2 separate regions of the Homo sapiens genome follow, and region 1 is linked to region 2. Evidence: chromatin loops called from intact Hi-C (ENCODE). Cell type or tissue: MCF 10A. All regions are shown on one strand. Each heading gives the region's core, and the rest is flanking DNA. Links, peaks and the distances in the headings are about the cores only. Region 1 has its middle 22 kb from the start of HECTD1. Region 2 overlaps HEATR5A (HEAT repeat containing 5A).

Region 1 (2,931 bases), core at 254-2,753, 110 kb after region 2:
TGCCCAGGCTGGAGTGCAGTGGTGCAATCTCAGCTCACTGCAACCTCCGCCTCCCAGGTTCAAGCCATTGTCGTGCTTCAGCCTTCCGAGTAGCTGGGACTACAAGTGTGTGCCACAATGCCTGGCTAATTTTTGTATTTATAGTAGAGATGAGGTTTCACCATTTTATTATTTTTCTTTAAGCTTTTCTTATATGCTTTATGCAAGCTTTATACTTAATATAAATCACCTTAAATTAAAACAATTTTTCGTAAGAAAAGCTGTATTTCAAGTTATGTTTATGTCAGTGTTATTTATAATAAAAACATAAAATGGAAATAGCCTATTTGTTGGAATAAAGTGAATGTTAGTTCAACCATATGGTGAATGGAATATTATTCAGTTATTTAAAATATTGTTAGGTAGCACCCTATAGAAAGAAATAATCTTACAAGTTACCAAAAATGATCACATGACAAAAATAACCATGTGATTACAACCATGAAAAACAGTTCAGATAATAAGAATGTATGCTACTGTGATATAGTTGGGTTTTAGCAAAAGGGATTATGAGTGTTTTTCTCCTTGCTTTGTTTTTCTAATTTCCTATAGTCTGTTTATGTTGTTTTTAATAATTAAAATTTTTGGGCCAGACACGGTTGCTCACGCCTGTATTCCCAGAACTTTGGGAGGTCAAGGTGGGTAGATCACTTGAGGTCAGGAGTTCGAGACCAGCCTGCCAACATGGTGAAACCCCGTCTCTACTAAAAATAAAAAAAATTAGCTGGGCGTGGTGGTGCACACCTGTAATCCCAGCTACTCAGAAGGCTGAGACAGGAGAATCACTTGAACCTGGGAGGTGGAGGTGGCAGTGAGCCGAGATAGTGCCACTGCACTCCAGCCTGGGCGACAGATCGAGGCTCTGTCTTAAAAAAATAATAATTACAACTTTTATTACGAAAAGAAAAAAAAGATTTCCCCAGAAACATGTTTTGATTTCACTATAAATTTAAATGGCCAGAAATCGTACCAGTTTATAAAGTTTTGTATAGGAGGGGAAGTTTTCACAGAGAACGTCCTTTTCTTGGATGTTTCTCAGTAACCTCTCAGCCTCTGCACCTCAGAGAACAAAGGTCTTTTGCTAAGATTCAAATTGTTTGCCAAAAAATTGAGTTTCCCCTCCTTTTGGTTCTTGCCATTGGCCAGCGTGCTTTTCTATCACCAGAGACCTCCAGTATCTCGCTCACACACATCTCACAGCAAGGAGCTGACTAATCCTAAGGCTGGCGGCTTGTTAGGCAACCTTTCACACAGTGCCTATTGCTACCCCATTGCACAATATATTTGACTGGGAATGATAAACCCGTGGTTTACATTTGACTCCAGTCACCTTGTTAGTGCCAGCAGCTTACGTGTGTAAATATCACCCACTGCCTTTAGAAAGACGTTGACAGTTGACATTGTGTTCCTGGCTCCGTAGTGTTGTGTAACACTGGGGAGGAGCAGAGGGGTGGGGAGAAAGAGCCTATAAGGAAGCATCAATCAGAAGCAAATGAGGATATGAACTTATAATCACTTCCAGCTTTATTTATGAAAGAAATGAAAAGCTGGACACTTATGGGTTGTAGCTTCAAATAAACTTAATATTAGAATTAAAGAACTAGAAGAAACAAATTAATCAACATTCAATATATTTCTATTAATCCATTGGTAATATATAAGTAAATCTTTGACAGAGGCACCACACTTTTTTCAGTGACTAAAATAGTTCAAATGGAGAACAGCCATTGCTGTATTATTACAAATTCTGTTGTAATTTCATGAATGTGACAATATAGAATGTATATGATAGAAGAAATCACTATGCAAAGAAGGTTCTGTGCTTAGTTTTTTGAGACTACAAGTCATTTCTTTACACACACACACACACACACACACACACACAAACCCTGTAGCTATGCCCAGGTTAGGGGGAAAGAGGAAGTGGGGAACCCTAAAAGAGAAGAGAATAAAGATTTCAATTATCATTTGTTCTAGGAATGAATACTATCTTACTCAGAGCTTTAAGTCTGTGAGAATATTCAGCCCATATAGTGCAGTACATTTACTGAGGTTAGATTAGTTATTTTTAGTGTCTTCCATGTCCCCTCTGTACACAGTGTGATACTAACAGTAACATAAAAGCCACCTGCAAATTTTGTTTGCTAATAAGATTCCAGACCATTAATGAAAGGACATAGGTTGATTTTGCTAAACAAAACAAAAACTCCAAGAATATCAAAAGCTTGTTTTGAGTGTGAAAGAAGAATAAAACAGATTTCATTTTTATTTGGTTACAAAGAATGTGTTTTTAAAAAGCTGGAAGAGAGTAAGGCAAAGGCTAACCACCCCTTGATAAAGTAGGATATCATAAGGAAAATTATGCAATGGTTAGTGAGATTGCAGAACACTCAATATAGCTAACTTTCCTCAAGATTGAGAAGGACAAAGTAAGTTCCTTAGAATGAGTATCTTTGTATAGTAAGTTTGAATCATACCAGTACATATTAACCAGGTCATTTACTACTTTGACTCACTCTTTTCATTAATATTCAGGAATTACTGTGGTCAAAACTTTATTAACCAACAAAACCTGAGTGTGGAAGGTGTTTCCAACTTGGACAGGAGCAAAAGGCCAAAACTCACCTATAATGAATCACCAACAACTACTTTAGTGTTCTAAGTGTAACTGATAGCCCTGCTAATATTCAATCCTTAAATGTTTATGATGAAGAATTTCACCTTTGGCACCTAGGTATACAGAAATCTTTTTCAACCTCATTTTACCAGGTGGTTGTTTTTTTTTAATGGGACCAGGGAAAATGGGTAAAATAGACTGTATAGATCATTGAGTTACATACTATTTATTGATTGATTGATTGAGAGGGAGTCTCGCTCTGTCACCCAGGCTGG
Region 2 (2,931 bases), core at 175-2,674:
TATATGAAATCACTAAGAATTTTTATCCATTAACCTTTGACTTGTAACTGAAGTATATTACCAGTCTTATCATTTGCCATGGGTAGATACAACCTATTGAGATTTACATTGCATCTGTAAGATGTATACATATATGTATTCTATCAATACATAAATATGTATATATATATAAAATTTGGTGTTCTGTAATGCTTGTCTCTAGAGAGCATTTTTGGTGAATGTTTTCTGCCTTTATTTGAAAATGCATTTACTTTGTATGTTGTCTGATTAAAATATTATTGTTAAAAGACCACACTAATAATAACTAACATTTATTGAGCATTTACTATTTGACAGGTACTGTGGTAAGCACTTTGCATGTTGCTTTGTGTTAATGTCACAATAGCCCTGAGAGATGCAGTAGTGTTACAAACGAGGAAACTAAGGCACTCTAGAGGAGTTAAATAATTTGCCCACAGTCACACAGCTAGTAAGTGATGGATCTAGGACTCAAACTGAGACATTTTGACTCCGGAGCCTCCATTTTAACCAATATGCTGTATTGCCTATATGGATGTGTATAAATTTCTGCTTAGAGAATGATAAAACATTATAATATAGTTGCATGAACACAAATGTATGAACTGCAACTAAATCCTTTCCATTGTAGTTCTTTTTTTCTCTTAAAAGTCTATTTACTCATATAAATTCTGCCTTCTGACACTGCCAAAAGACTTTTGTTAGATTTATGAGTAGTGCATAATCTAGTACACATATTACCTATTAAGCTGTTTCTAAGTTACAGAATCAGAAATATATTCTAGAATGGTTTCAAGAAGTTCCTATGTATTTATAAATTGTGTCCAGCCCACTGATGGGCTGGACAGAATCAGGAAGGGGTCCAGTGAATATCTATTAGACTCACTGAGTGCCAACAAGAATTTTAGCTCTGTCGTTCCTCAAATGGTATTTTTCAGGTGAATCTTTGTAGCCCCTACTTGTTACTGAGAAGAGCAGTACTGGCTTGCTTACGTCAGCTTGTACAAAGAGAAGCAGCTGAAGTTTCAGAACATGCTGTTATGCTTGCTAAGGATAGCAGAGAAGAGTTGACTCCAGGTAATTCTCTTGATCAAGATTATGTCCAGCTCAAATGATTATTTTTATTTTAAATTTTCCATATATACATGAGTTTTGAAACAGTTTAAAAGTTAATATGTCTTAAACCTGCTACAAGAAAGAATTGCTAACAGTTATTCCAACCAGTGATGTTACTGATTTAGAGTGGTGGTTCTCAAACTGGTTTTCAAACCAGCAGTGTATACCTTACCTGGGAACTTGTTAGAAATGCAGATTATTGGGACCCATCCCAGACCTACTGAACCAGAAATCTGGGAGTATTACCTGGCAATCTGTATTTTTAAATCTGTATTTTTACAGTCCCTATGTTAGTACAGCTGTGTGCCACATAATGGCATTTTGGTCAACAACAGACTGCACATACAACAGTGGTCCCATAAGATTATAATACCATATCTTCACTGTACTTTTTCTATGTTTTGATACACAAATGTTTACCATTGTGTTATAATTGCCTATAGTATCCAGTACAGTAACTTGTTCTATGGGTTTGTAGCCTATGAGTAATAGGCTATGCCATATAGCCTGTGTGTGTAATCTATACCATCTAGGTTTGGGTAAGTACACTCTATGATGTTCACATGACAATGAAATTGCCTAACAACACATTCTTCAGAACATAATCCTATTACGCCATGCATGACTGTACTAAAGTTTGAGAGCCACTGATCTAGAGCAAGTTTTTTCACCGCAGTCAAATGAAATGGGATTAGCCCTTAAATAATTTATCACACCTGCCTCTGTTTGCCGCAGAATCTCACTTTCATAAAATTTATTATAGATACGTCTGCTACAAGTTAAAGAGTTTTTAATGCCCCTTCTTTTACATTTTAGAGCTGAATTAAAGGATTTCTTAGCCAGTAAGATTTAAGTGTATATCACTTCATTTTAAAACTATGATATGAATAACCTGAATTTGCATATGAATTCAAAGAAACTATTAGCCTACAAAAATAGTAATAATAGGCCAGGTATGGTGGCTCACACCTGTAATCTTAAGCACTTTGTGAGGCTAAGGCGAGAGGACTGTTTTAGGTCAGGAGTTCAAAAACAGCCCTGGGGGCCAGACACACTAGCTCATGCTTGTAATCTCAGCACTTTGGGAGGCCAAGATGGGAGGATGGCCTGAGGCCAGGAGTTCAAGATCAGCCTGGTCAACATAGTGAGACCTCATCTCTATTTTTAAAAATTATATATATATATATATATATATATATATATATATATATATATATATGTATGTATGTATATATAAAAATAACCCCCTGCGCAATATGGCATGACCCCATCTCTACAAAAAATTTTAAAATTAGCCAGGTGTCATGGTACACATCTGTAGTCCCAGCTACTAATTAATCAGGAGGCTGAGAGAAGAGAATTGCTTGAGCCCAGGAGTTTGAGGTTGCTGTGAGTTATTATGCACTGCATAATAACTGCAGCATGGGTTACAGATCAAAACACTGACTCCAAAAAAAAAAAAAGGTAATTATCTTACACCCTGGCTGGTCACAGTGGCTCACGCTTGTAATCCCAGTACTTCGGGAGGCCGAGGTGGGCAGATCACCGGAGGTCAGGAGTTCGAGACCAGCCTGGCCAACATAGCGAAACCCCGTCTCTACTAAAAATATAAAAAATTAGATCTGTGTGGTGGCATGCGCCTGTAGTCCCAGCTACTTGAGAGGCTGAGGCACAAGAATCAGTTGAACCCAGGAGGGGGAGGTTGTAGTGGGCCGAAATTGCACCACTGCACTCCAGCCTGGGCACCAGAGCGAGAATCTGTGTCAAAAAATAATAATAATAATTTATGTATATAGT

Evidence for each region. Hi-C counts contacts between places; a loop is a spot of excess contacts. Peaks named below come from ENCODE experiments on the same cell type or tissue, not always from the same donor. Only the 100,000 strongest peaks of a DNase experiment are listed, where the experiment ranks them.
Region 1: a loop joins it to region 2, with 6 times the contacts of the local background. A loop is called at or near these places in 2 of 110 quality-filtered maps.

The regions. Positions count from the first base shown.
Region 1 is chr14:31,228,286-31,231,216 of GRCh38, reverse strand. No RefSeq gene overlaps it. Among named protein-coding and RNA genes, the nearest start is that of HECTD1, 22 kb to the right of the region's middle. In MCF 10A, for the core only: no CTCF peak of the experiment used is centred there; a DNase peak (open chromatin) is centred at 1,316.
Region 2 is chr14:31,335,640-31,338,570 of GRCh38, reverse strand. HEATR5A (HEAT repeat containing 5A) reads left to right here. Exons shown (of 36, transcript NM_015473.4): 22 at 957-1,095. Among named protein-coding and RNA genes, the nearest start is that of HEATR5A, 83 kb to the left of the region's middle. In MCF 10A, for the core only: no CTCF peak of the experiment used is centred there; a DNase peak (open chromatin) is centred at 1,710.